Regions from separate parts of the Mus musculus genome. Here all the other regions are linked to region 2. Evidence: chromatin contacts called from ENCODE Hi-C or POLR2A ChIA-PET data. All regions are on one chromosome and are shown on one strand. The core of a region is the stretch at or near the end of the contact, and the rest is flanking DNA. Distances in the headings are between cores, read along the strand shown.

The links. Hi-C counts contacts between places; a loop is a spot of excess contacts on that map. ChIA-PET counts read pairs that join two places held with the same protein, here RNA polymerase II (POLR2A).
Region 1: a map of heart shows a loop between it and region 2 (1.8-fold over the local background). The contact joins the enhancer-like site here to the promoter of Daglb in region 2. A Hi-C loop is called at or near these places in 3 of 37 maps with a recorded cell type or tissue (CH12.LX, heart and left cerebral cortex). POLR2A ChIA-PET finds 5 or more read pairs at or near these places in 1 of 5 experiments (Patski).
Region 3: a loop to region 2 is called in a map of left cerebral cortex, with 2.0 times the contacts of the local background. The contact joins the promoter of Kdelr2 here to the promoter of Daglb in region 2. A Hi-C loop is called at or near these places in 1 of 37 maps with a recorded cell type or tissue (left cerebral cortex). POLR2A ChIA-PET finds 5 or more read pairs at or near these places in 1 of 5 experiments (Patski).

What each region holds. Positions count from the first base shown.
Region 1 is chr5:143,508,259-143,511,177 of GRCm38, forward strand. All of the region lies in intron 3 of Rac1 (Rac family small GTPase 1), which reads right to left. Among named protein-coding and RNA genes, the nearest start is that of Rac1, 18 kb to the right of the region's middle. Within about 2 kb of position 1,598, at least 1 of the 3 ENCODE cell types and tissues checked has a DNase peak (open chromatin) inside an H3K27ac peak, as active enhancers do; it is heart, where a contact is called at or near this core.
Region 2 is chr5:143,462,690-143,465,900 of GRCm38, forward strand. It overlaps Daglb (diacylglycerol lipase, beta), which reads left to right and starts at 1,804. Exons shown (of 15, transcript NM_144915.3): 1 at 1,804-2,087. The coding sequence starts at 1,993.
Region 3 is chr5:143,402,466-143,405,325 of GRCm38, forward strand. Kdelr2 (KDEL (Lys-Asp-Glu-Leu) endoplasmic reticulum protein retention receptor 2) reads left to right here and starts at 1,355. Exons shown (of 5, transcript NM_025841.4): 1 at 1,355-1,587. The coding sequence starts at 1,497. Gm20635 (a long non-coding RNA gene) reads right to left here and starts at 1,277. Exons shown (of 3, transcript XR_868670.2): 1 at 1,144-1,277.

The sequences.
Region 1 (2,919 bases), core at 348-2,847, 45 kb after region 2:
TGCGTGCCTACTGCTACCTGCAACTAGGTCCTCGCTGCTCCCACCTACCTCTCCAGTCGGCCAGAGACTCAAAACCATTACCAGGCCTGCCTTTTGAAAAAGGGGACATGGAAGAAGAAACTGCTGGAAGCTGTTTGATGCTAGGGAGGGATCAAATCACATTCCCAGGAGGCCGCTTGCTAATCACGCCCAACTGGAAACCTAATTATCTGCTATCAACACAAATTCTTCTGAAAACCATGGTCTCTCTGAGGCTCATGAATGCAGAGTCGATTTAAACACATCCTCCAACAAGGCACGCTTTTCATTAAGCTCCCCACATGCACCGTAAGCTCAAGGCTCCTGACATCTCGAGCGTCCATCAGCCAGCTTGTCACTGTCCTTGGCACAAAATGGAGTTCAAGAGTTTGCTCCCCAGCCTTCCAGCCAGGGAGGGGACTCAGTGTGCCATCTCCCAGTAGACAAGCACCAACTACTGCACCATCTTCCCAAGCAGAGTCAAGGGCCTCTGGAAAAGCTGCCCCAGTGTATCTGTGGCCCCAAAGAAAGCAAGGACAAGCAGGGCAAGAATCTTACGTCAGGAGAAACTGCCGGCTCAATAGAAAATATCTGAGGTTTCTTCCTGTTATTACACATAAAGTAAAATTCAGATATTTACCTGTATAAAATTATGCCCAAGAGTTTCTAAAATGTTAGGCTTATCAAGACATAGCCCTAGAAAAGGCAACTATGCTATTTGTGAAATGTATACAGTTCCCAAGCTAGCACCTTCAACTATCCAGCTGGTATCTTGTACCTGAAAAGGAAAGAAATGTCCCACACAACAGCTTTTTATAAACAATGGTTTACTTCAATGCTGGCGCATGCACAAGCCTATCAGAGAATCACCAGGGCCTCCCAAGCATCCAAGTTGATTCCACACCCTCTCAAAGCACAGTTGGGTTAGCTCACCAGCGCTGCGCAGCCCCCACAGCCCACCACACAGAACACCAGAGTCAGAGAAGAGGCCCTGGGAGTGGTTAGTCTGGGTGAGCGAGAAAGCACCCACATGAGCACCAGTGGACCCTCCACACCTGCACCTCCAACCGTCCCAGAGAGGGGCTTCCGGACACCCCTCCTTTCACATGGGAGGACGGGAGCAAGCAGCTCATCGGCCACTTTATAACCCACTGGGAGTGAAGTCACAGGCCAGAGGAAGCTCATTTTATCAAGAGCAGCCTCTCCTGAGTGAGTCGGAGGAAACACTCAGGGAGCTGAGGCTCAGCTCTTCCTGGAGACTCAGTGAGATAAGAGAAGAGACAAAGCTGGAGGCTGAGGTCGACTCAAAGTCTTACATACGGCAATCGGCTTGTCTTTGCCCCTGGAGGGTCTATCTTTACCACATGTGTCTCCAACCTAGTAATGCAGGAGAACTTTGCTTGAGTTCGATATAAACTAAGAAATACAAAATCAATATAACCTGTTAGTTTCCACACACGTTTGTCTCAGCCCTCCTGAGGAATCCAAAGCTGTGCATTCATGTAGGTCACCTTGGAAGCTGAGAGCCACACATCATTACTCCATGCAGCTGGAGCTGAGGAGCTACCCACCCCTGCGGTTCAGTAAGGAAGTCACGGGAAGGCTGGGCCTGCCACCACGTCACTCCCGCACTTGACAGAATGTAACACACTCACAGAGCTCAGCGTTCAGAAAGTGGCCTGTTGCCGGCATGCAGTACTGACAAGGTCTTCAGAGAACTCCACCTTCTCAGAGATAAGCCAAGAGAACCTCAGAGTCGGGGGAGACGCCTGCCTGTAGGCACAGCGAAGCTTTCCAGAACAGAGCCTAAGGGATCCAGGCTGGCGGCCTCCTAGCCCCGCTCTGGGAGGGAAGAGTGGCTTCAGACTGGAGTAAGTTCTTGAAATGAACTAAGGTCCCTTGGGGGGGTTGCTAAGGAACTCTGTAGGTGACAACCTTTTCCATTTTCATCATAATACTTTCCTTTTGTTTCTATACTCAGTAAAAATTGACAATTTCCCAATATGAAACCCCAGAAATTCTAATAAAAAACAAGCGCAGTATGATTTTAATTTTACCTCACTCAAGCTTGTATTTACAATCAAAGAGTAACAATCTCCAGACTCCTGGTTTCATCTGTGGGCTATTTCTAAGGGTGTCCTAAGGGCTTGACACAATAGACCCCACCAACAAAACAAAACCATCAATCCAGTGTTTCATGTTGTGACAGTCTTCAGGATGGCTCCAATATTGCTGGAGCACCCTCCAGCCCCTCCACTCCACTCCACAGTCCTTTAGTACCTTCCCGATGGAGCAGAGATGCACAGCTGGACCACAGCGCCACCCTAACTCACGTGTGCATTATGCCATCAGCCTCCTGCTCTCTTCCCTTTTCACCCCCAACTTTGGCCTAAACACAACTGTATGACATTAGTCGGCATCTGATGCTTTCTCCTAGGGTTAACCCCTTGTTCCTGTACCAGGGCAAAGGGGCTGTGCTGTGTCTCTGCTCCTCCCTGTCCCCTCCCTCTCGGTGGCGACCATCTTTCCTGAGGGCCTGACTACTACTTTCCTAGATCACCAGGACCTTTGTGACGCCAGCCTTTAATGAGAGTCTCCAGTAACTTTAGCTCCCACGTCACCAGCCACGTCCCACGTCAACTCCTCAGCAGTCAAAAGTACAGCAAGGGCTGAAGAGCGTTCACTTAGGGACATGCTTGCAGGGCAGGCATGAGGAACCCTGGGGTAAGCCCTGAGTCCCAGCAAGATACTGGGACTTAAAAAGCAAGGTGTGTCTTGAGGGACAACACCTGAAGGTGGTCTCTGTCATACCCAGATGCAAACACACACAGAAGCATATACCAACTACAGCTCGAGTGGTCCCACCTGCCACCTGTCCCCAGTGGGAGGCAGCTTTTACAA
Region 2 (3,211 bases), core at 554-3,053:
TTCCCAAGCCTGTGATACCCAGATCAGATCTCTATGCCAATAAGAAATGTTCATTGGAAATCCAGCCACTGTGTTTAGGGCTGTGTCCCAGCATGCAGTTGGGCCTTGTGCTGAGAGGGAGTCTCAGATAGTTTGGTTCTATGCCCAGTATCAGGTTTGTCAAAATGTAGTACAAGCAATTTGAGCTTATCCCCAACTAGCTTACAAATAAATGAGACTCAGACTATAGTTATTTTATTTGGCTTTGACAATTACTAGGAGGTAACCCCTAATCTACTCTTTTAACTACTGGCCTGGCTACCTTCCCAGCAGTGTACCCCAGATTCTTGCTGTTTCTTCTGACTGTGTGCTCATGGCTCCTCTCTCCTCTTTGCAGCTTCTTCCCCTCACTTCCCCCTCCCTTTCCTGTTCTTCCTCTTCCTCCCTCCCCCAAAACCAGGTCACTCCAAACCTAGGTTACCTCTAATTCCTCCAGCAATTGACTGTAGCCAATTTTATTTAATCAGTAGTTTTAAATCAAGGAACAAGGTTTGCACAACAAAAATTTGTAAGTAGAAGACCTAGACCTGTGGGTGTAGAATTTAGCATGACAACACCAAATCTCAACAACCCTCAATTTCTAACCCTTTTGTCTCCACCTCCCAACACCTGTCCCACCACTTCTGGTTTACACAGTAGCTAGGATTGGAAACCAAGGCTTTGTGCATGCCAGGCACAGTACTCTGCCAACTTAGTTACATCCCCATCCTCAGGATGGACATTTTCACAAATCCCGCATCTTCTCAGCTAATTATAAGTCCAGATCTTAAAACTAAACCCCTTGCCTGACACCATCTCTGTTGATCAGCTTGTCTGGCAGCAGGCAGACTTGGGCCAGGGAGTGATTAAGCACCATAAAGAAACCAGAGTTAGGAAAAGGGCTAAGGAGACGGCTCAGGAGTTAAAGCACTTGCTATACTAGTGTGAGGACTAAAGTTCAGATTCCCAGAAACTCAGGAAAGTGCAGGATGGGTGTGGTAGCACACCTGTTATTACAGCCTGGTACGGGGGAAATCAGAAGATCTCCGCAGCAAGCTGGCTCGCAGGACCAGCCGGCTCACCGAGCTTTGTGTTTGATTGAGAGAACCTGCCTCAGCAAGGTGGAAGAGCTGGGTACAGTTCTTGATAACATCCTCAGACCCCCACATGCATGAGCACATGTATACAGGCACCTACATACGTGCGCCCCACCACACATGCAAAAACACGCGCACACACACATGCACACCACCGACACTAAAAATCTGGGGAGCTAAAATGTGTGTGGGAGTACAGCAGGTAGATGATGAGGGAACACAGACACTAATTAGAGGCTTTTGATGTAAGACTCCGCTAGAAAAGTCTCTGGAAAGGATTAACATGCACTTTACGCCGAAGCACAGACTTGCAAGTCTTAGACATAATTTAGACCAGGTCTGATGGTTCTCCTCGGTCACCAGGGGGACCGTGGGGAAGAATGGGAACTAGCATTAGTGAGACCAGGCAGGGGAAGGGATGAAGATGGATAAAGCACGGTGTGTGTGGAGAGAGAGAGAAGAGGAATGGAGGTGCTAAAAGGCGTACAGTAAAGTCATCCCAAGCTAGAAAGATTCAGAGACCCAGACCTACGTCCTAGCTTCACTATTCATAGGCGCGGCTCTCTAGGGAGAGCATTCTCTCCAGATCTTTTTAAATCCTCAGTCTATTAAACAGAAATGACCACACCGGAATGGACTTCATACGCCACCGACCGGCACTTAACAGCCAGCAGCTGACTTCCGGGTCAGGGGACCTGGGAAGGAGGCAAAGACAGCAAAGTGCGCGTCTCTTGTGGGCGCGCTCCGGACTCGGGCCGGAGGCGCATGCGCGGGTCTTTACGTAGGCTTGCGCCTTGGCGCTGCTGGGGACCCCCTCCAGACACGCGCGGAGTCAGAAGGGTGCGCGCGGCTTAGGCGGCGCGGTGGGAGGTGCGCCATGCCGGGGATGGTGCTGTTCGGCCGGCGCTGGTCTCTAGCCAGCGACGACTTGGTGTTCCCCGGGTCTTTTGAGCTGTTCCTGCGTGTGCTGTGGTAAGTGAGGCCGCCGTGAGGGTGGGAGGCGCGCTGGTTAAGGCGACAAAAGTCGTGCCTTCTTGGTGCTTAAGGGGCAACCGCGCCCCCGGAGCACAATCTGTCTGCACCTAGGATATAGAGGCAGTCGCTCTGTGTATTTGACAGGGTCCGGGACCTTCAGCTCTGCAGGGTAGGAGCCGAGCCCTAGGGTGCAGCGCCGAGCCCTAGCCTCGAGAGCGTGAGGGAAATGTGAGCATCTAAAAACCATAGCCCCCAGGTCTCTCCTTCCTGAAGCCCGCGGCTCCGGAACTTTGGATCACACCTGTCCTTTTTCTTGCTGGGAGGGTATCAAAGTCCCTGTCAATGCAAAACAATAATCTGGGAAATAGCAATTTCGGAGCAATTCATAGAAACCAGGATAATAGGCCGGTTTTGCAAAATGCAGCTAGGCTCAGTGGGAAACGGCACCGGTGGGTGAAGTCAGCCCCTGGCACGCCTGCCGACGAGGAATAACGTTCTTAGAAAAAAAGCATTCTCAAGAGGTAAAGGAATAGGAGCAGCAAAGCCCTTTCTAGACAGGCCGGGTTTTTCTCAGATCGTTTTTAGTCTGAAACTCCTGACACGGAGCTCTGGTGTTTGGACAGAAAAAGTTATCTAGGGGCTGAAGGTGTAACAGTTCCTTTTGGTAGAGTACTCACCTAACATGAAGGAGGCCCTTGTGTGCACGGGATCCCCAGCACCACACAGAACTGATAGTGGCGGCTCTCACCTGTAAATCCCAGGACTAGGGGGTGGTGTAAGAGCATCTGCGGAGAGCATCTGCGGTTCACAGTCATCCTTGGATATACAGTGAGTCATAGGGGAGTTGCACAAGACCCTCCCTCAAAAAAAAAAAAAAAAAAGAGGTGCGGGGGGAGGGGTGGTACGGGGACAGAAAAGTTATCTAGACCAATCTTACCTTTATTTTTTCCCCTCTAGTGCTTGAGCCCGGGCTTCACGTATGCTAGGCTTTGAGTTAAATCCTCCCCACCTCAGATGACACCTCTTAGGGCTTTGGAATGTCAATCTTTAATTGGACCATCTTGGGCAGCAGGGGAGCTCAGATGGGTAAAGGTGCTTGCCGCCAAGCCTGATGACCTAAA
Region 3 (2,860 bases), core at 105-2,604, 61 kb before region 2:
ATTAACTGAGCCATCTCCAAGGTAACCCATGACGCATGGGTTAGTGCTTCAGCCCCATCTTCCCACCCTGCTCCATCATTTAAGCCTCCAAGTTTCTTCTTAAATGGCAAACAAGAAACACTGTAAATCCAGAAAGATTGCTGACACATGTCTGCGAGAAACACAGCCCAGATCTCCAGCACCCACATAAATGCTAGGCTGTGTTGAAGCCTGGGAGATAGAGACAGGGGATCCCTTCGGCAAGCTGGCCTGCTAGACTAGCCAAATCAGCAAGCTCTGGGTTCAAGTGTGATGCCTTGCTTCAATATATAAGGTGTAACAGGATCTAGAAGGTCCTAGAAATAGCTGGCCTCACAGCCTACACATGTGCACACACACGTGTGAACAGACATATAAAAGCAAAAAGAAAGAAGAGGAAGAGGAGGGAGAGGAAAGAAAAAGAAGTGGTGGGGTTGCTCAGCGGCTAAAGGGGCTTGTCACCAAGCCTGGAGATTTGAGCCTAGTCCCAGGAACCAACAAGATGGAAGGAGAGAACTGGGCCTGACTGGATGTGCCCACACAGTCCACAAATAAATTTTTATTTTTATTTTTATTGTTTCAGGGGTGTGTGTGTGTGTGTGTGTGTGTGTGCGCGCGCACACACATGAAGGCACCCTCAGAGGTGAGAGGTGTCAGATAGAACTGGAGTTCCAGGCTGTTGTGAGTCTGCAGTTGTGGGTGCTGGGACTCGAAATCAGGTCTATTAGAAGAACAGCAATTGCTCTTATCCACTGGGCCAGCTCTCCATCCCTAATACAAAATTTTAATGTAATTTTAAATAAAAATTAATAGATTTTGACAGATTTCTTATGACTTATTTTTATTATTATTTAAAATGTGTGTGTTAGTTTGTGTGTGGGTGTGTGCATGGGCGTGCAGGTGCTCTCAAAGGCCAGAAGCAATGAATTCCCTGGAGTTGGTGTTAAAGGTGATGTAAGCTCCCCGAGGTTAGGAGCTGGGCATCGAACTTCGGTCCTATACAAGAGAAGCTGGAGTTCTTAATCACAGAAATTTTAATCTTGCTTTCTACCCTCGCAATGCCTCTGAGATAGGTATTTCTGCTATCTTAGTAGGGAATGGAAAAAAAAACAAGACAATACTCACAACTGAGTGGCATTTCAAAAACTTAGAGAAGGAAATCGCTGGCACCTAGGCGGAAACCCTGGAGACGGAAATTGCGGAGGACTCTGGGTCCTCAGTTGACCGTCCACGCGGGATGTAAAGTCCGGCTGCTCACCGACGCTGGGCCTTTAAGGGGCGTGGCGGGGGCGTGGCCCCAGCGGTCGCCCGCTCTCCCAGGCTGCCCCGCGCGCGCGACGGCAGTTCGGCCACGTCCCTGGCCACGTCGCGCCCGCTCCCGCCATCTTTCGCCGCTTCCTCTCTCCGGGGCTGCTGTCGCCGCGTCCCGAGTCGCTGCCTAGCTCCGGTGCCGCTGTGCCGCGCCGACCGCCGCCGCCATGAACATCTTCCGGCTGACTGGGGACCTGTCCCACCTGGCGGCCATCGTCATCCTACTGCTGAAGATCTGGAAGACGCGCTCCTGTGCTGGTGAGCGGCCGCCGGGGCGAGGCGCGCGGGGCAGGAGCGCGCGCGTTTGGCCCATTCGACCGACCCATTCGGCTCTCGGTCGTTCCGGAGGCTTTGTGCCGGGCTTGCGATGGCCAGACACACCCATCTCGGCCTGCTCGGCGGGCAACGAAACCCCTCCGAGTGTGCACACGGGCTGGGGTGTCCGTCGCAGCTCTGGGCCCCCCAGTTCTGCGCTTGGTCCGCTCGCGAACTTGATCCGTCCTGGCTCAGCGAGCGCTGGCGTAACTGCCCCCGCGTCCTGCTGCATCTGAAAAGTTTAGCACGGGATCTGTGGGGCTCTAGTGGGCGTGTCCCTCTCCATGGGACTTTTGGGGGGCGCCTCTGAGTCCCCAGGAATCAATGGGAGACTTGCTCGAGGAGGATGGATAGGACCACAGACTAGCTGGGCCTGACGTGGCAGCCAGGCCACCCGCGAAGGTGGGGCTGGCTGGAGGAAGAGGGGCATCCTGCTATTCATTCTGTTATCTTCAAGGACAAGCAGAGGATGGGATGTGGGGGCAGGATGGTGTCAGGTCTGGCCTGTGCTTACAGTTGATGAGGCTACAACTCAAGCCTTGGGGTTCGGGATCTCATGCGTCATAAAAAGAGATGTGGATCTTTTAAGTGAGTTGCTTGGCATAGTTTTCATGTTACTCTGAGAAGCAAGCTAGTTTTTCATCCTTGAGTGTGGCCGTCTAATAACTGGTTCTCTTAAACTGCCAGCGCTGGGTACCACAGAGGCCTCTGTTCTCGGCTAGTATCCTTGCTCCACGTCACCATTGAGTTGGCGCTGTACCTCCCTCAAACTACATTGCAGAGAGGCAGTAGAGTGAACTTTCCTCACATAATAGCTGTGGACTTCTGCCTTTCGTTAAATATTAGGAATCTTACAAGTTTTAGATAAGTTCTTGGTGAGTGTGATGGTGCTTGCCTGTAATCCCAGCACTCGAGAGGTGGTAACCTGAGGTTCAGGAATTCAAAATGAGAATGGACTACATGCTGGTCCTGTCTCCAAAAACACCCCCTGCTCCCCAAAAACCCATTAATTAATTGATTGATTAAATAAATATATTCTTAAAATACTGTCCTTAATGCTATGTCCCCAAATGAAATAACTTTGTAAACTCAAATTTAATTTTTTTCAGAGACAGCAGAAAATAGAAGTCCTAAAGGCCCTGGGTGATGGAGACGCCACCTATCTGGTTTATTAATAACACCTCATCTAAAGTAGCACCGCCCCTTTGACTCTGCT